2 separate regions of the Homo sapiens genome follow, and region 2 is linked to region 1. A link is a loop called in an ENCODE intact Hi-C map of the cell type or tissue named here. Cell type or tissue: breast epithelium. All regions are shown on one strand. Each heading gives the region's core, and the rest is flanking DNA. Links, peaks and the distances in the headings are about the cores only. Region 1 overlaps C6orf89 (chromosome 6 open reading frame 89). Region 2 overlaps TBC1D22B (TBC1 domain family member 22B).

What was found. Peaks named below come from ENCODE experiments on the same cell type or tissue, not always from the same donor. Only the 100,000 strongest peaks of a DNase experiment are listed, where the experiment ranks them.
Region 2: a loop joins it to region 1, with 16 times the contacts of the local background. A loop is called at or near these places in 1 of 110 quality-filtered maps.

The regions. Positions count from the first base shown.
Region 1 is chr6:36,903,211-36,913,229 of GRCh38, reverse strand. All of the region lies in intron 4 of C6orf89 (chromosome 6 open reading frame 89), which reads right to left. Among named protein-coding and RNA genes, the nearest start is that of C6orf89, 22 kb to the right of the region's middle. RefSeq lists a silencer at 4,143-4,437. In breast epithelium, for the core only: no CTCF peak of the experiment used is centred there; DNase peaks (open chromatin) are centred at 5,239 and 6,499; H3K27ac peaks cover 885 bases.
Region 2 is chr6:37,319,151-37,329,169 of GRCh38, reverse strand. All of the region lies in intron 12 of TBC1D22B (TBC1 domain family member 22B), which reads right to left. Among named protein-coding and RNA genes, the nearest start is that of RNF8, 30 kb to the left of the region's middle. In breast epithelium, for the core only: a CTCF peak has its summit at 3,246 (motif pointing left); a DNase peak (open chromatin) is centred at 3,239.

The DNA of each region.
Region 1 (10,019 bases), core at 2,272-7,271:
ACATGCCTGTCTGGTTTGGCTCCTTCTCTGAGGGGCTCTTGTTTCTGCACAGCCTTTCCCAGCTTCCCTCTGTTACCATGCTGTTTATAATGTTATTTCATTATTTCTTGTTTACTTTCTGTTCCATTTTGGATTTCGTCTAGGTTCTCTGAGAGATGTGTTTGTTTTAAACTCTGCTTTGAATCTAAAACGTTTCAGAAGACGGTTCTGATTAAAACCCAATGGAAACCAAATCAGGAGAGAGCCTACGACAAATGATAACAGACAACCAAATGTGGCTGAAACGAAGTCAATTTTTTAAACCAATAAACATACTTGGAAACTGACTCTTAACCACAAAACATTTTCTGTGGTTGGCAGTAAGCACTACATGCTTGTTTTCTCTGAGGCAGTAGTAGTGGGGCATAGGAAATCCTCGTCAGGGAAAGACCGTGTTTGTTCTTGGCCGGTCTGCTGAGCATCCTCCATCTCTTGAAGATAGTATCTGTGTTTCCTGGAGGCAACTGCCACCTACCTTTCTCAGCCAGTCTCAACTCGCAGGAAGATTATTAGTCAGAGGATTACCGCTACACCCTGCTCCTGGGAGGGCGCCTCTCCTCCCACAGTACTCTGGGGGTAGCTGAAAACCCTTTAGTACCACCTGTTTCAGTGGCACACTGAGGCTGCAAAGTTGCATTTTTTCTTCTCCAATATTTTCAAATGCTTCTTATTCAGTGTCAAATATGATAAATTCTTGCCAATATGCAAAAGCTCTGGGTAATGGACACACCATGGGGCATAATCATAACAACATGTTACAATTATATAGCATTTCGGTTTCCAAAGTACTTGCGATGGAAGGGGAAGGAGAAAGCAAGCTAATGCACTGAGTGCTTGCCCTATGTTAGTCACTTTCCCATGTTATAGCATTTAATTTTCACTGTGTAATTACTGAGGAGGAATCACTATTCTCATTCTGTGGATGAACAAACTGAAAGTTAGAGGTGATAGGAAGTTCCTGAGGTGCCAGAGTGTGGCAGGAAGAACACAGCAGATGCTGGGCGTGCAGTGGGGGTTTGGGTAAGGAAACAGGCTGCAGAGGAAGATGTGGTGAGGGCTTCCAGGGCTTGAAGCATGTCTGGCTCTACTCAGAACAAAAAGAGGAACTGTTGGAGGCTTTTGAGCAGGAATTTCTCGATGTTCTAGGAAGATTATTCTGGATTGTGATTAGGGTGCCCTAGAAGAGAGAGGCTGGGAAAAGGAAGATCTGGTTATATTTTGGTTTTGCCCTTTTTTAGGGAAAAGGTCGGGGGGGGGGGGTTCACTGTGATGAGAAGTGAAATATAATGAATGAGGCAGTGGGAATGGAAAAAAGGGGTGGATTCTAGAAGCAGTGAAGATGAAATCTACAGCCCCAAGGAGCACTACTGTGAATGTTTGCACTATACTGTCCTCTTGGTCAGTGTCATAATAAACCTGCAGATCTCTGGTATCACCTATGTCATTAGTGCTCATCTAGGGAACGTCATCTGCAGATTTATTATGACACTTTTCTGTAGTAGCGTGTCATATTCCAACAGAATCAGTTAATTATGACAGTCTTCCCAGGAGATGAGAGTAAAGCACCAGGAGAAAGGGGCACCTTCCTCGAATTTGTATAAAGGTGCTGCATGGGCTAGCACCGAGCAGCTCTTAACCTAAGAGTTAGGAGAATTATTTTAACTATAATTTATTTAATTATTATTATTATTATTTTTTTTGGAGATGGAGTCTAGCTCTGTCGCCCAGGCTGGAGTGCAGTGGCGCGATCTCGGCTCACTGCAACCTCCGCCTCCTGGGGTCAAGCGATTCTCCTGCCTCAGCCTCCTGAATAGCTGGGATTACAGGTGCCCGCCACGAAGCCTGGCTCATTTTTGTATTTTTAGTAGAGACAGGGTTTCACCATGTTGGCCAGGCTGGTCTCAAACTCCTGATCTCAGATGATCCGCCAACCTCAGCCTTGCAAAGTGCTGGGATTACAGGCGTGAGCCACTGCGCCCAGCCCAGCCTAACTTATTTAATTTTAATTTTATTCAGAGCTTTAGATATTCTTGGGATTTCCAGGTGGAGATCCCTTTAAAAAGCAGGTAGAAGAAAACCCAGTAAAGGGAAATCAAGAAAGAAAAAGAAAGTAGGAATAGCAAACTAAAAGAAAAACTTGGAGGTGGTGTTCCTTGAGGGAACTGAAAGTTAGAGGCGAACACAAGTAAAAAACTGTTAGTACTAAAAAGAGAATTTAATAAGGTGACAGAATACAAGATACAGATTTTCAGATACATAAAAATCAATAGCTTTCTTACTCTACTGGCCACAATCAGTTAAAAACTGAAATGGAAAATAATCTCATTCATAATAACTAGCAATAAATTTAACAAGATAAAACATTTATGGGTGGTGGCTGATGCTTGTAATCCCAACACTTTGGGAGGCTGAGGTGGGATCGCTTGAGCCCAGGAGTTTGAGACCAGCCTTTTTTTTTTTTTTAGAGACAGGGTCTTGCTCTGTCGCCCAGGCTGGAGTACAGTGGCACATCTCAGCTCACTGTCGCCTTGACCTTCCAGGCTCAAGTCATCCTCCCACCTCAGCCTCCCAAGTAGCTGGGACTACCAGTGTGTGCCATCACACCCAGCTAATTTTTGTATTTTTGGAAGAGACAGGGTTTCATCATGTTGCTCAGGCTGGTCTTGAACTCCAGAGCTCAAGCAATCCACCCGCCTTGGCCTCCCAAAGTGCTGGAATTATAGGTGTCAGCCACCATGCCTGGCCAATAAAGGATAAACATAGATTTTTAATTAAGTGAGGAAAGGGTAGATTCAATAAATCAAATTGGGACAAGTGACCATCTATATGGAAGAAAATAAAGTTAGATTCCTACCCTTTCACCATATACTAAATTAAATTCTAGATTGATTAAAAGATACAAATAGATAACATAAAATTTTAAAAATAACTAAAGGAGCTGGGCATGGTGGCACTTTAGTCCCAGCTACTCAGGAGGCTGAGGCAGGATAATCTCTTGAACCCAGGAGTTCAAGGCTAGCCTGGGAACACAGTGAGATCCTGTCTCAAAAAAAAAAAAGCTAGAGGAACTACTCCAAACCATAGAGAGTTCACATATATTCATGAGTTCTCACCTGTATAAAAATGTGTCTGTAAATGTGAGACTTTAGATAAATTAGTCAATCCCTTGGCACATCAGTTTCCTCATCTTTGAAATGGATATAAAAACAGTATCTACCCTAAGTGACTGTTGTGAGGACTGAGAAATGAGTATTTTTATAATCTTTGGGACAAGGAAGGCTTCCTAGAGGCTATAAAGGAAAAATGGACAGATTTGACCAATATTTGCATATACGAGACAAATAATCAGTATTTCTAATATATAAGCCTCTGTTTGAATTAACAAAAAACTTTTTTTTTTTTTTTTTTGAGACAGGCTCTCATTCTGTCACCCAGGCTGAAGTGCAGTGGTACAATCACGGCTCACTGTGGCCTTGACCTCCCCGGGCTCAGGTGATCCTCCCACCTCAGCTGCCAGAGTAGCTGGGACTACAGGTGTGCACCACCATATATGGCTAATTTTTTGTATTTTTTGTAGAGCTAGGGTTTCTCCATGTTGCCCAGGGTAGATAAAAAAATTTTTAATGGGGAAAAAATATGAACAAGGAATTCACAGAAAAGTATTATAAATATAAATGGCCTATAAACCATTTGAAAAGACATGCAATTTGACTAATAATCAATGAAATGCAACTTGAAATGAGATACTATTATTTAGTTTTCTAACTGGCAAAACATTGACAACATCCAGTGTCAATGATCAACATATGCTGTTAATGAAAGTATAAGCTGGTATAAGTTTATGAAGACAATTTGGTTGCATTTATTAAAATTTAAAATGCACATGCCCTTTGACTCAGCGAGTCCATTTCCAAGAATATATCTTACAGAAAAAAAGTATATCTATATAAAGATATGTGTATATGAATCTCTCAGGTACATATTTTTGTAATAGCAAAAAAAAAAAAAACCCACAACAACCCTAGAAAATGGTTAAATTATAGAAGAGTCACAGAATCAACTAATATAAAATCCTCAAAAATATATAGAGAGGGTTTAATTATGTTTTCCCAAAATCCACATTTTCCTGGAACCTCAGAACATGACCTTGGAGATAGGGTGGCCACAGATGTAGTCATTTAAGATGAGGTCATACTGAAGTAGGATGAGCCCTGAATCCAATCTGAATGATGTCCTTAGAAGAAGACAGAAGACACAAAGACACACATAGAAAGCAGATGGCCACGTGAAGATAAAGGCAGAGGCTGAAGTTATGCTGACACAGCCAAGGAATGCCAAGGACTGCTGAAAACCACCAGAAACTGGAAGAGGCCAGGAAGGATTCTTCCCTAGAGCCTTTGAGAGGGGACGTGGCCCTATCAACCTGGATTTCTGACTTCTAGACTCCACAACTGTGAGGTACTGGATTTCTGTTGTTTTAAGCTGCTCGGCCTGTGATGCTTTGTTTCAGCAGCCTTAGAAACTAATACAATGTGTCTAGCCAAAAATATGTATATGAGATCTTTTGTATGTGTGTGAACAAAAAAGTATTTCTATTTATATATATTAAGTATATCTATTTGTATAGACATGGAAAAACTCAGAAGGATGTATACCAAGTTATTATTAGCAGTTGCTTGAGTAGAAAAGTTAAAAGGATAGAGATGAGAAATATTACTTTATTATAAGTATTTTTAAATATCAAAATATTACACCTCTTACTGTCTTTGTATGCATGTATTTTATGTACTTTCCAAGTCAAAATGTCCTTGGAGATCATGAAAACTGAAGCTGAGAATTCAATGCTGAAGTGTAGAGGTAAATCATCTCAGAAGGCTGGCCCCAGAGAGGTATCTGACAGGAGCAGAGGTGGCCAGGCTGGTGGCCCGCAAAGAAGGAAGGGAAGTAACAAGAAAAAAGGATCACTGGAATGGGGTAGCCTATGCCATCCACCTGAACTAAGGGAGCCCAAACTTTAAAAGAAAGAACTACTTTTGATTTCTCTGTAGCCTGAGATCACCAAGGTGGATAAAGCATAAGCTTAGAGAGAGGAACGGGCAAACGGTGAACTAGGGGTGGAGGTAGGGTGCAGGCTCCTCTTCCTCTCCCCACAGAGTCCCTGACAACAGAAAGAGATGTGGCCAGACTCCAGCTTGGCCTCTGTCCATCTGAAAAGGTTTTGTCTGACGTGTTCTCTATACAACTGGCTGGAGCCATCATGCCACAAAGTGAACAAAATTCCATCCTGGGAAACAGCCAACAGCACACAGCCAGCCGAGCCCATGCCACCCTAGTTTACGGCTTTTGACTACCTAATATGCTGCATCTCACTTCTTTCCAGCCCTCCTGTTTCTAACCACTTTTCCTGAAGCACCAGACAGAAAAGTCAGCGTAAATTATATAGCAACTTCCTACTTTTAATTTCTAAGGCTTCTTTACTCCAGATATCCCTCATACCAGATATTTTAAACATTTTTTAAAGGTATGACAGAGAAGAGAAATCCTACATATAAAAGTTCAATAAAGCTTATAACTTGTATTTCAAGTTTTCACTATGATTTGGAATGATTTCACTGTTGGAGATGTCAAAAACAGTCTCTCAGACAAAACACAGCCTTGAAGTCAACGTGCAGAGACCATAACTATCCACCCTTCTTTACAAGTTGGGCACTGGGCAGAAAAATGGATGGGCCAGCGTCTCACCCATCAGGGAGCTTCCTGGTGCCTGAGAGTTATTTACAAGAAAACTCACTTAGGCTGGTTCTCTGTAGACAACCATAACATATCCTGGAATTCTGAGTGGGGAGAGTACTGTTACATAGATTATTTACCTGGCAAAAACAAAACAAAACAAAACAAAACAAAACAAAACAAAAGATTTCTTTCCAGGACAAAAAACTCCCTCTGGATAAAAAGGATAGGGAAGAAAGAAAAGAACAAAGCCAATACTAGCTCTACAAGAGCAGTGGTTTTGTCTGTTTTGTTCACTGCTTTGTTGAGAACAGTGCCTGGCATATATAGCAGGGTCTCAATAAACATTTACTGAATGAGTGAATGAAGTTGGGGAGAGGGAGGAAGGGATGGAAGGAGGAAAAGAAGGAGGGAGGAAGGCAGGAAGGCAGGCAGGAAGGCTGATTTTTCAGAAGCTTTAACAATAGAATTAAGTCCATGGGGAGAAAAATCAAATGAGCAATCTGGATTCACAGAAACCTCAAAATAAAGATTAAATAAATATAACTTCATCATTTCTTGCATTATAAATATAGCCAAGAAAACCCTGCAAAGCCCATGACAAAGTTCCCATGACTTTCACTAGTGTGTGCTCAATATTTAATCAGGCTGCTCTCCAGAAGCTTGTTTGTGCATAGCACCTCTTCTAGTACCCCGGGCATGAGGCAGGGGTGAAGCCTTGACAATGAAGGAGGCTTCTGCCAGGTCCCTGCATGTGTGGCACCATGCCCAGAGCCATTTTCACACACCGTAGAGGGAAAGAGCCCAAGAAATCATTTCACCAACAGCCTTGCCTCCAGGAAGCAATGCATTTGAACCACTCCAAACCACAGAGAAAGTCTATTTTCATGAGTTCTCACTTGTACAAAAATTTGTTTCTAAATGTGAAAATTTATTATCAAAAACACAGCAAAAGAAAAAATTAAAAATAAATAAATGTGAGACTTCAGATAAGTCAGTCAATCCCCTTGCACATCAGTTTCCTCATCTTTGAAATGAACATAAAAACAGTATCTACCTTATGTGACTGCTGTGAAGACTGAGAAATAAACTGCACGGCACAGTACCTGGTATACAGTAAGTGCTTGACAGAGCTGTTATTATCACAGAAGGTAAGCTTATTTTGCAAATAAAAGAGGAAGGTTTTCCTTGCGGTCTAAGCAGTTCATCTTTGAGCACAGATCTGGACTCTCTAAGTCTTACTAGATTCTTAGTTTGAGGCCAATAAATGATTTGCTATTTCCAAAACTTCTTGATGTTGCTGGATCTACTTCATCCTTCCTTTGAAGGTTACGGGATGCATCGAGTTCCAAATGTGTGCCTTTTCACTGTATGTGAGAACTATCCCAGGCTTCCTCAGTAGAAATGAATATGTTATTTTTAAGTTGGCCAGAAAATGACCAAAGTAAAAAAAATAATTGGCTGAACATGCTAGCGCCTGGCTTGACTGAGGGCAGAGATGGCAGGCTGTAAGTGTGATATCTTGGACAGAATGCTAGAGGGAGTTAAGAAACTAGGGTTCAAGTGTGATTTTGCCACTTTTAGCTGGGTAAGCAAGCTCCTTTACCTCTCCTGGCCTCAGTTACCTCTTTTATAAAATGGGGTATGTACTAGATTAACTCTAAAATTCTTTTCTGGCTTTAAGACTCAATGATTCCATGGAAATGGTAAAAACCAAGGGGATGGCCGGCAGGAGTAAAGTGACTATAAAGATATGAAGCCAGGAGGGGAGAAAAGCAGTAAGAATGTGAATGTAAAGAGAAAACTCTGGGTCAGTAAGAGGAAGGATTAAGTCAGTCAAATATTATCCATAAGGGTGCAGACTAGGGAGGATGAACTGGGCTGAATGTCAGGGTGCAGACTAGGGAGGATGAACTGGGCTGAATGTCTAAGACAACACCAGGTCGGGAAAATTCTAAAGGGTCAGAAGCTTGGAAGACCACTTATCTTTGGAACAGCCAGAAAGAATATTGTCTCTTCAGGGACTAGGGAGTTAAGAGAAAGTAACTGATGATCCGAGAGAGACAGTGGTAGAACTCCAACATCAGACTTAAAGCTAGACTCTTCAGGTCTACTGCACAGCTACAGACTACTCACATCAGAGGCGAAGGGCTCAGACTCTGAAGACTGGCTGCCTGGGTTCAAATCATGGCTCCGTGACCAGACCTGGGACCTTGAGCAAGTGACCTAACCATACTGTGCCTCAGTGTCCTCATCTGTAAAATGGGCATAAAACCTGAAGCTACCCTATAGGGATGTTGTCAAGATTAAATAAGCCGATATATGGAAAGCCCCCTGAACAGGGTCTGGCATCTGGTAAGTAATAAACAACTGTCAGTTTATTTACTTATTTTTTGCTGCAGAGCGGGATGTTTCCATGACTCGCTGCAAAGTCACTTCATTCTTCTTATTGAGAGCATTTAGGGGCAGGATTTCCTATCTAAGGCTGAAATCTAGAAAAAGAACCCCACCTCTGTCACCTTTTTGTTCCCTGGGTGGGGTCAGGGGAAACTTCCAGTCATTGGTGGTGGTGCCTCTTGTACATCACCAAGGCTGCAGCTGCCCTCCATCATTCCCGAGGTGCCACTGCAAGGAGCACCAGATGACCCTGGGAGTGTGAGACAGGCCAGCACTTCAGGAAACCATATGGGGTTTCCTTTCGGGAATCTGTCACACCATTCTCCCCTTGCATTTACTTTAAATGTATGGCCAACTAATCCTAACCTGAAGGTAGTTGTTTTTTGATACCAGGACATTAAAAAATGATATATTTTTACTTTTCCTGCCCTCTTACAGGCCCAGATTAAGTTGCACTTAATTCTCCCTCATGTGTTTCTGTTTACTCTTCATATAATTACGTGTTTTTAACTTTTCTTCCAAATGCTACGCAAAATGCTGTTAGTTTCACATGTCTACAGCTTCCCAGAATTATCATACATAGGAAAATATGGTGCTTCCACATCCACATTTACAAGTAAAAACAGCACTTTAATAGAATCAACAACATTAAAGAGCTAAAGCCACACCCTTCCAATGCTCACTCGCTCTCTCTACAACTGAGCTCCAAGGACTCATTTTATTTCCATCTGCAAGGCAAAATATTGATTTGAAGTAGTCCAAATAATCCAGCTTGTTTACAAGACACTAATGTTTCTGGAATGTTTAAACTATGATTTAGAGAAGAAGCGAGCAGTGTTCATTGACGATGCCCCATTTCTCAGTTCAACCGTGTATGGAGATTTACTTTATAGGACTGGGGAAGAAGATAATGCCATCAACCAGGTCAGGAAAACTCATCAGGAGTTGCCGTTAGGGAGGCTTTGAGGGGAAGACAGTCAGGAAAGGAGACTGGTGTGTCTGAGGAAGAGGCACAGACTGGCCTAACTGACAAGTTTCTCTCGCTGTTTCCTCCAAACACTTTGAACCGTTCTAATAGGAGTTTGAGACTGCATTTTTTTTTTTTTAGCTCTGTTGGTGACATTTCAAAAGCAACCTTCCCAATAAATACAAGGAAGTTACATCTGAAATTTTCAAATGAAATATCTGAGCTGTTGATTTTTTAAAAAAAAACAAAAACTCCTGAGGTGGAATTCTTGTCTTACAATGTTCCCTTCCTCTGATTTTGATACAATTTTGGAAACCTTTCCATGACTTCCTCAAGTATACAAAAATAGCTTTCGATGGAGACCCAATCCAAGGGATGATTTTTATGACTCATTAGATCTTAAAGAATGACATTATGAGACCATCCTGGCTAACACGGTGAAACCCTGTCTCTACTAGAAATACAAAAAATTAGCCGGGCGTGGTGGCGGGCACCTATAGTCCCAGCTACTCAGGAGGCTGAGGCAGGAGAATGGCGTGAACCCAGGAGGCAGAGCTTGCAGTGAGCCAAGATCGCACCACTGCACTCCAGCCTGGGCGACAGAGCGAGACTCCAACTCAAAAAAAAAGAGAATGACATTATGATTATAAAGCTTAAATACATTTTTTCTGAAAGCATTTTTCCTAAAATTTAAGACACATTCTAAAAGTTTCGGATCATGGTTACACAATAAATTCTATAATCCATTTGTGATATTAATACACATATTATTCTACATTGCCAAATAAGATAAACATCACCAAAAAAATCCCAAAATAATATCCCCCTTTCTCAAAAAGTAAATTTCTTTACACACACACACACACACACAAAATTGGAGGCAGGG
Region 2 (10,019 bases), core at 1,253-6,252, 420 kb before region 1:
AGAGAAGTGGGAAACTGTTCACAGTGGTTACCCTTTGGGAGGGAAGCCTTTCACTTTTCTCTCATTATATTTATGTATCTTATAAAATATTTGTGTATTATTGTGTTATGAAATAACTTTTTTTTTTAGTAATAACTACTCTGGGCTGGGCGCAGTGGCTCATGCCTGTAATCCCAGCACTTTGGGAGGCCGAAGTGGGCCAATCACTTGAGGTAAGGAGTTTGAGACCAGCCTGGCCAACATGGTGAAACCCCGTCTCTACTAAAAATACAAAAATTAGCCAGGCATTGTGGTGGCCGCCTGTAGTCCCAGCTACTTGGGAGGCTGAGGCAGGAGAACTGCTTCAATCTGGGAGGCGGAGGTTGCAGTGAGCCGAGATCACGCCATTACACTCCAGCCTGGGTGAAGCTACTCTGTGGAAATTTTGTTTACTAAAAAGTAAAAAAAAAACAGAAAATAAATTACCCATAACTTCACGATCAAGAGGAAGCCATTTTAAAACATTTTGGCATATTTCCTTCCAGTCCTTTTCCTACATATTTTACATACTTGAAATATTTTCTCTACATAATTTTGAATCTATGCAACATTTACCGTAAGCATTTCCTCTAATATTAAAAATTCCTTGTAGATATTTTCAATATCCAAAGAATTTTCCATGATGTAAGATGTACCAGAATTTACATCCTCCTGTTTTGAGCATTTAATTATTTCTGGTTTTTCACTATAAAAAATTATAATGAACATCTTTATGCACAAAGCCTTATCTTGGATTATTTCCCTAAGCCAAATTCCTAGAAATGAAATTACTATTTCAAAGGGCATAAACATTTTATTTTTATCTATCTATCTATTTATTTATTTAGAGACAGAGTCTTGCTCTATTGCCCAGGCTGGAACGCAGTGGCACAATCTCAGTTCACCGCAACCTCCGCCTCCCAGGTTCAAGCGATTCTCCTGCCTCAGCCTCCCGAGTAGCTGGGATTAGCCATCACACTTGGCTAATTTTTGTATTTTTAGTAGAGATGGGGTTTCACCATGTTGGCCAGGCTGGTCTCGAACTCCTGACCTCAGGTGATCCGCCCGCCTCAGCCTCCCAAAGTGCTGGGATTACAGGCATGAGCTACCGCGCCTGGCCCACCACAAACATTTTAAAGGTCTTTAACATTCAACCAGAAAATATATTCCAGAAAAATGCCCATTTCCCTAGATCTCTACCAGCACTAAATATTCTCATTTAAAAAAAAAACAAACTTTGCTAATGCAAAGTCTTCCCTTTGATCCCCAAGCCCAAGAACAGAACTCAAAGCCGTCATGATGGTGGTGAACCCCCGGAGGAGTGCACATCCCAAGGTCCCCACTCTCCCCTCCATGGTTGCTGGCATCTGCTCTCTCCAACCCTCCAGGCAAACCCCTCCAGTCACATGATTACGGAAATTCACTCAACCAGACCAGTTATTCAACCAGTTATTGATATTCACTCAAGCCAGCAGATGCTCTGCTTTTAAAAACTCTGCCTTTAGCTGATCGGAACATCTTTGGAATATTCCCCTCTCACAGGAGTAATTCCCTCTTGGTTCTATTCTGGCCTCAGTCCTGTCTGCCTCAAAGCTTTTTTTGTTTGTTTTGTTTGAAAGAGAACCATCATTTCTATCTCAACTTATTTTTTTTTTTTTTTTTTTTTTTTTTTTTGAGTCGGAGTCTGGCTCTGTCGCCCAGGCTGGAGTGCAGTGGCACGATCTCGGCTCACTGCAAGCTCCGCCTCCCGGGTTCACGCCATTCTCCTGCCTCAGCCTCCCGAGCAGCTGGGACTACAGGCGCCCACCACCACGCCCGGCTAATTTTTTGCATTTTTAGTAGAGACGGGGTTTCACCGTGTTAGCCAGGATGGTCTCGATCTCCTGACCTCGTGATCCGCCCGCCTCGGCCTCCCAAAGTGCTGGGATTACAGGCGCGAGCCACCGCGCCCGGCCCTATCTCAACTTATTTTTTAAAATGTTGACCTTGGACCATACTACATGCCCCCACCCCCATGCCACCATGTACTCCCTGGCCTCTGGCCCCTTTTACCCATCTCTGCTGCTTCCTACCTCCTTCCCGCACCATGTCCCTATCCCACAACAACTGGAAAAGGTGTTGCCTCTTTTTGCTAACATTCTCCTCAGGTAGACCACTTGTATCCTAAGTTAGGCAGGCTCTCTTTATAATGGTCTCAGTCTTTTCTGTACCTTAGACTCTTGGGCTGTCTGGTGAACCCCATCAATCTCCTCAGAATAATGGTTTTAAATATTAATACATAAAATAAAATGCATACTAATCAATTTTTTTAAAATTTGTGATATTCACCTCTGTGTGGTAAGATTTCTTTTTCTGTTTTTTTTTGAGACGTAGTCTCGCTCCGTCACCCAGGCTGGAGTGCAGTGGCATGATCTTGGCTCACCACCACCTCCACCTCCCAGGTTCAAGCAATTCTACTGCCTCAGCCTCCTGAGTAGCTGGGACTACAGGCATGAGCCACCATGCCTGGTTAATTGTTTTTTATTTTTAGTAGAGACGGGGTTTCACCGTTAAGCCAGGATGATCTCAATCTCCTGACCTCGGGATCTGCCCACCTCGGCCTCCCAAAGTGCTGGGATTACAGGCGTGAGCCACTGTGCCCAGCCTAAGATTTCTTACTGGAATTTTCTAAATTTTTCTATGATGGTTACATACACTTGCAAACTGATAACAAACAAGAACAGCCAACAAAGGACATAGCTCTCTAGAAGAGAATACTTTTTTTTTTTTTTTTTTGAGGCGCAGTCTCACTCTGTCACCAGGCTGGAGTGCAGCAGCAATCTTGGCTCACTGCAACCTCCAACTCCCAGGTTCAAGCGATTCTCCTGCCTCAGCCTCCTGAGTAGCTGAGATTACAGGTGCGCGCCACTGCACCCAGCTAATTTTTGCATTTTTAGTGGAGACTGGGTTTCACCATGTTGGCCAGGATGGTCTTGATCTCTTGACCTCGTAATCTGCCCGCCTCAGCCTCCCAAAGTGTTGGGATTACAGGCGTGAGCCACCGCGCCCAGCCGAGAATACTCTTTGTTGAGATGAGATCTACCTATAATTTCCAATTCTTCCAGTCTTAACAGAAACCTCTCAAAAGCTTCCAAATAATTCCACCCCTGCACAAGTGAATGTCCCCACTTCCCCCAAGGGAAGTGATGCTTAGCCGTAAGGAACCACTCTGCCACCTGGTGGCTATGCCTAAAACTGCAACATCCCCACCTCTAGCCCCGACCCTAGTCTACCACCTGCTGTCCTCATGCTGCAACAATGGGAAACCCTGCCCAGTGGATTAAAAAAGTAGAAACTCACTTTGGGAGGCAGAGTTGGGTGGATTGCCTGAGCTTAGGAGTTCGCGACCAGCCTGGCTAACATGGTGAAACCCCATCTCTACTAAAATACAAAAAATTAGCTGGGCGTCATGGCGTGCCCCTGTAGTCCCAGCTACATGGGAGGCTGAGGCAGAAGAATTGCTTGAACCCGGGAGGCAGAGGTGGCAGTGAGCCAAGATTGTGCCACTGCACTCCAGCCTGGGCGACACAGTGAGACTCCATCTCAAAAAAAAAAAAAAAAAAAAAAAAAAAGTAGAAACGATAATTATGGCTGGGGGATGAAGGTGCTAATCACAAATCAGGAGCTTTTATCTAGGGGCAGAGAAGAGACACTACCGGGGCAGGGAACAACTGAAGATTTGTTACAAAGCCAGTTCATGGGAGCACTTAAGTATCACATGCAGTCAGATGAGATACTATAGTCAGGAGGAGGAGAAAGCTTGTAGGGCAAGTATCAGAAAGAGATTCCCAATTAATAGAAAGGGAGCAAACACCCTTTGTAGAAAACAGTTGGAAATGGCTGAAATAGCAGAAAAGGGCCAGGCACAGGTACCTGCTGAAAATTCACACAGGAAAAGGCAATATGGCAGAGAAGGACTTTGAGCCACATGTGATGGGTGGAAAAAAAACAATTAGGTAAGAGGCCAAAGGTAAAGATAATGGGTAATAAGCAGAGACTTTGAAAAGGGAAAGGTATAGGAAAATTCCACTGCAGACTGTCCAATAAAGGTGGGAGAATAATTGAGGAGGAAGAGGAAGAACACCAAAGATAATCAGTATAACGGCATTTATTATTTATTGAGCACTTATTACATAACAGATGGGGCTCTAGATGTTTCACATGTACTTTGTACTAGTTTGTTTAATCCTACATCTACTCTATGAGATACATATTAACTTCCATTTTACAGATGAGGAAATTGAGGCACAGAGGTTAAGGAACTTGCCTAGGGTCACAGGGTAGTGCTAGCCAGGGATTTGAGCCCAATCTGGGCATGTGCTCATAATTACTAGACTATATACTGCCTGCCCTGGTGTGAGAAGAGAAGTAAGGCATAAAGTAGAAGGAACAAAAAGAAGAGAAGTCATAAAAGAGGCTGTTTGAAGGAAATCTAGAAGCATTCACTTTTTTTTTTTGTTCATTTTTACTTTTATTTAGTCATTAAGTCCTTGGACTCATAGTAAGGCTTGATGCCATATTGGTGTCACACTGCCAAGCGATCCAAAGCATATGTTAGCCTTCTATTTCAACTTCTTCGTTTACTAATGTATCACTGGACCCAGCAGGCAGCTCATCCAGACAATTTCAGTAAGGCATTTTGGTGCATAATAGGCCACAGTCCTTATAAAGTATCCAGTTTGTCTTACAGCTGAGAGATTTGAACCTGCTGTAGATGTGTCACAGCTAAATTCTTGAATGGATTTTTATCATCGGTGCCACCTCTTCCTCTGCCTCTTCTTGGTCTTTCCCAGCCACCAGTGTGACCCAGCTGGTGACTAAGAGTTGACTAATTTTACTCTGCAATAAGGGCTGGCACAACCAAACACAGGATGTATAATGATGAGCAACAAAAGAACATTAAATATGTGCTATTAAATAAGATACTGTATCTAGAATCACTTTGCAGTACTGGAACTTTCTTTGCAAATGTATAGTGTATTCAAGCATGTAAAAATGCCTTTCTAGTCAAATAAATACTTTAAAACAAACCTCTTCTATTCTGAGAATCAGTGAGGTAGTAAAACATTTCCTCTGGTCCCTATACAACTTTTCAAAAACATGTCCCTATGATATAAGCTTGTTGAGAGTCAAACTTTTATTCATTGGCTTTTCCTGAATCTAGGAATTTGGCAAAGTTTCCTCTCAAAGAAAGCTGTGCAGAGTTCCCCTCAGTGGCTTGTTTTTGTTCACATGTCTAGGAACCGTGCCCTTTCTCACACCAGCTTGTTTTGGGCAGAAAGATCTTCAGTTCCCAGGGTTCCCTCTGAACCCTTGTGTGAAGGATTCAAACTGGCAATTCACCAAATGTCTGTAAAGACAGGGCCTCCATTCGGCAATGTTCCACAATCGCACCCCTGTGTTCTTGCAGAAGTGGTGGGTGGATGCCATCTGGTTCAAGGGATTTATTTACATTTACTTTATTATTGAGGTCTGGAACATCCCATGGGCTTAGCACTATTTAATAACCCTGACCTGTCTCCTACAAAAGAAACCTTCAGAGTGGGAATCTCTCCAACATTTTCTTCCAGCTGACCCCCTTGTCATTTCACTCACTCACTCACTCATTTGAGACTCACTCTGTTGTCCACTGATGGCTCATTGCAGCCTCGCCCTCCCTGGCTCAGATGATCCTCCCACCCAACCTTCCTAAGTAGCTGGGACTACAGGTGTGTGCCACCATGCCTGGCTAATTTTTAAATATTTTTTTTAGAGACAGGGTCTCCCTATGTTGCCCAGGGTGCTCTCGAACTCCTGGGCTCAAGCGATCCTCCTGCCTCAGTCTCCCAAAGCGCTGGGATTACAGGCATGAGCCACTGCGACTGGCATCTTTTTATGCATTTGAAGAAACTTTGATTATTAGTCCTCAGAGTGCCCTGCATGGTGCTTCTCAAATTCCATCCTGAGCCCTCTGAGGCCTTGCTGGCGCCTGCTGACATCTTCCTGGGCTCCCATGTTCTGGGCTTCGCTGCTGCTGCTGCTGCTGCTGCTTTCCCGAGATGACTTTTTAGAATAGAGTGACCAGGTATTTGCTCAGGCGCCTGTCCCCTCTGACTCAGGCACACGCTCTTCATAGAAATATTATCCTAGAGTCAGTTTTCAGGCCTCCTATGGGTTGCTTTATTCTGTACAGAGTTTCTGCCTGCTGCTCATCTAAGTGCCCACAACTGGGCACAGCTCATGCTCGTCTACACGTGCAGTGAATTTTTGACTTCTGGAGGTGTTCCCCTGCTCCCCGTTGTAACCCCTTGGTTTTGGGTTGTAATTATGTGGTGCTGCACTGACCACAGGGGGCTTGTCACGCCTTTCCTCATCACAGAACTCACTCAACCAGTTCCTGTCCCGAGGTCTGACATTAATCTGCTTTGGGAAGTCTTCCCCAAGTCTGACAACTGCAACCTGCCTTGATGGCATATTCTGCCAATGGGTGTTGGGAATAAAAACATGTTTTTATTACAAACACCTATGGGGATAGCAGGTCTCTCAGCACTCACAGGCTCCAGCCTTGTTCCCTCAAAAGTTCCCTTTGCTTACTTCCTTTTTCTTTTTCTTTTTTTGAGACAGAGTCTCACTTTGCTGCCCTGGCTGGAGTGCACTGGCACGATCTCGGCTCACTGCAATCTCCGCCTCCCAGGTTCAAGCGATTCTCCTGCCTCAGCTTCCCGAGTAGCTGGGATTACAGGTGTGTGCCATCACACCTGGCTGACGGAGTTTCACCACGTTGGCCAGGCTGGTCTTGAACTCCTGACCTCAGGTGATCTGCCTGCCGTGGCCTCCCAAAGTGCTGGGATTACAGGCATAAGCCACCGTGCCTGGCCTCTTAATTCCTTTTTCTAGGACCAGAGTGGCAACAGGAGGCCCTGACAGGCCTCCTATTGCTAGCCCAGATGGCCCTGTCCTCTGGGCAGATACAGTCCTCTTCAGGCTCACTGCTGGGTAACAGAAGCTCCATTCACTTCCTTAGTAGTACACAACTGTACATGGTGGTAATGAATTGTGATTATGTAAAAATGACCCACATCAAAATGGGTAGAAAACATCTATTTGTCTATTTGGTAGGTAGGTTCGAGCGCTCTTACATTGTCTCCACCATTTACTTTCCTCCCAACCTTTTGAGGGTGGACTCATGACATAAATCTTAAGCATGCAGGTTGATGACTTTTTACATAAGTACACACCCAATTAACCACCACCCAGATGAAAACAGAGAACACTTCTTGTGTCTCAGAGACTCATGCTCCTCCCCAGTCAACACGGCCTCCCCAGCCACTGATCTAACAGAAGCCTGAGAGCTCCACAAGGGCCCAAGCAGGCTCTAGGACTCCACAGACAGGCCCAGAGCTGCTCTTCACCCATAACCTGCACCAGCCCTGGGGGCTCCCTGCTGCAGTCCACCCTGGAGCATTAGAGCCTCTGCTTTCCCCAGGGATGTGTGTTAGGTGATTTCAGGCCACTTGGAGGGAGAGCATGAAAGGGCAGCAGGAGATCACAGATCTTTCTGGCAGTGGAAGGAGAAAAACCCAGAAGCCAGAATAGGAGGAGGTCACAAGGAAGACCCTGGGAGGAATTCTTTTTCAGTTTTAAAACAACAAGTTTTTGTTGTTGTTGCTAAATGTTTCTTTGTGAGAAGAAAGCCTGCTAGCAACCTCCAATGTAGGGGGAGAGATGGGGAAGAAGAAATCTTGAGGGAGGTGGAAACCTAAGCAGATCCTTGCCTGGGAACAGCCACCATGTAAGTTTAGCTCAAGAGCTCCAGGAAGCATCTGGCAGGCCTGGGACTGACAGGCAGCAAAGCACAGTGGTTCAGAGAGTGGATTCCAGGCCTCTATCACTCACTCAGGTGACCTTGGCCTGGTTACTTAAAAAAAAAAAATCTTGCTATGACAGTTTCCCCATTTGTAAAATGGGGTATTATAGCCTACCTTGTAGGATTGTTGCAAGGATGAAATGAATTAACACAGGAAAACATTTAGAATAGTGCCTGTATATTCAAAGTGCTAAGAATTAGCTGCTATTAGATTGAGCCTCACGAAATTGCCAATATTCAACCATTTTAATCTACAAAAACAACTGCATATGATTCAACCTAACATATTATTATGATTCTATTACACTAGCCCAGGCTGAGGGCAGGAATTGTCAAGAGTCCCCACCTACCACAAAAGAGGCTTTGGCCCAGCTCTGCTGGCAGCTCGCATTTCAAGCTGCCACGGGCCCGGAGGATCCAGCCATTCTGCTCCCAGAGTACTATGTGCAAATGTGCCTCAGGCTCCTTTGCCCAGCGGTCTCAGGAAGGAAACCTCTCAGTGTGATCTCCTTTGTCAGTTTTTGGTCCTCTCTGCCAGGCAGCGGCCCTAGACAACTGCTTGGCCAGGGAGAAGCACGCACCCTTCCTGCTGGGGGCTTTTGTCGCAGCTGGGACCCAGCCCTTTGCCCCTGTGTACTCTGATGCCTCCTCTCCAAACCAGTTTCCCTCAGTATGAACCTTGTATGGTTTACTCATTATGTTAAAAACCACTTAATTAGAAAAGTGGGTTTTTAAAGCTCGCCTCATTGCTTCCAGGACTCGTGAATACACTAAAGGAAGTATTAATATTAATGATAATAAGCTCACTGTTTCGAGGTCTATATATCAAGTACACTATTCTAACTGTCTCACATGTATTTGTTTCTTTATTCTCATCATAGCCCAAGGAGGTAGGTACTATTGCCCCATTTATAGATAAGAAAACGGAGGCACAGAGAAACAAGTTACTTACTTACAGCTGCATGTTTAGGAAAGTGTGAGAGCTGGGATCCGACCCCAGGCAGTCTGGCTCCAAAGACCATGGTTTAACCACTGTACTACTCTGCACAGTCCCTAACCTTGACAGGAAGATATCTGCTTCCTCTCTGAACCCCTTACTGGCTCCCTTTATATCTGGCTCTTTTTCCCTGTTCTTCAAGTGTAACCAGTTTGCTGGTCTGCTAAAACTGCTGCAACTACCACTTTTATTTCTGTAACCACTTCAGCTGGTTTTTCTCTGAGTCACTTAACGTGGCTTTTAGCCCTAAAACTTCTCTCCTAGGCTGGACATGTTTGGTTTTTTACAATACCTGTATTCATCTACAGAGCTTCCTTCACAGTGATTTCACTACAAGCAGCCCTTCAGCAGTTAGGATACATGTGCCTACTTTCTCTGCAAAAGTCACACCCAACAGTTCACAACCTTACACAATGCTTTGTGCCCTTGTTCCTCACACCTCTGCCATGATTCTGTCTCCTAAAGGACACTGCCTGTCTAGCCTAACACCCAGGCACATTTTCTTCTTTTATCATTCATAGAATTTTAGAACTATGGAGGTGGGAGGAACTTTTCACCTTATCCAGTTTAATCGCCCATTCTATTTTGTCTAAAAGAAAGATGTGAGACTCTTCCACAAACAGGATTAATCGAGGTGTTAATACAGCAGCAGACAATAGCCTCCAATGCTGTTCTGTTGGGTATTGCCAAAAGGCCTCAGACCTACCAGATAATTGAAAATGCTACCCAGTAAAGAATATCTCTAGGATTAACATAGCTGTAAAGTCACAGAGTATTGTCCTCTGTTCTGCCGATATTGTGAACTGCTAAAAGCCATTCCAGGAATCATCTGCACCTCCCTGAGCTGATCTGGGAAGCACTTTTATCACATATGGCAAAGCTCTGAGCCTGGCTCATGATAACTAAATTAAACTTCATGCTCTTACTATCCGGCTCCACCTCAACCACATTATCCAAATGGATAGCTCATCCCAGCATACAGCCATTCCAGCCCCTTGTCCTCATTTATCCTGGAATGCCACACATGCTGCTCACTGGCAGAAGCCATGGTTCTTAATCAGTGGCCTGAAGCCTCGGCACCATGGCTAGCATCTACTCACAGAAGTCAATGCATCTGCT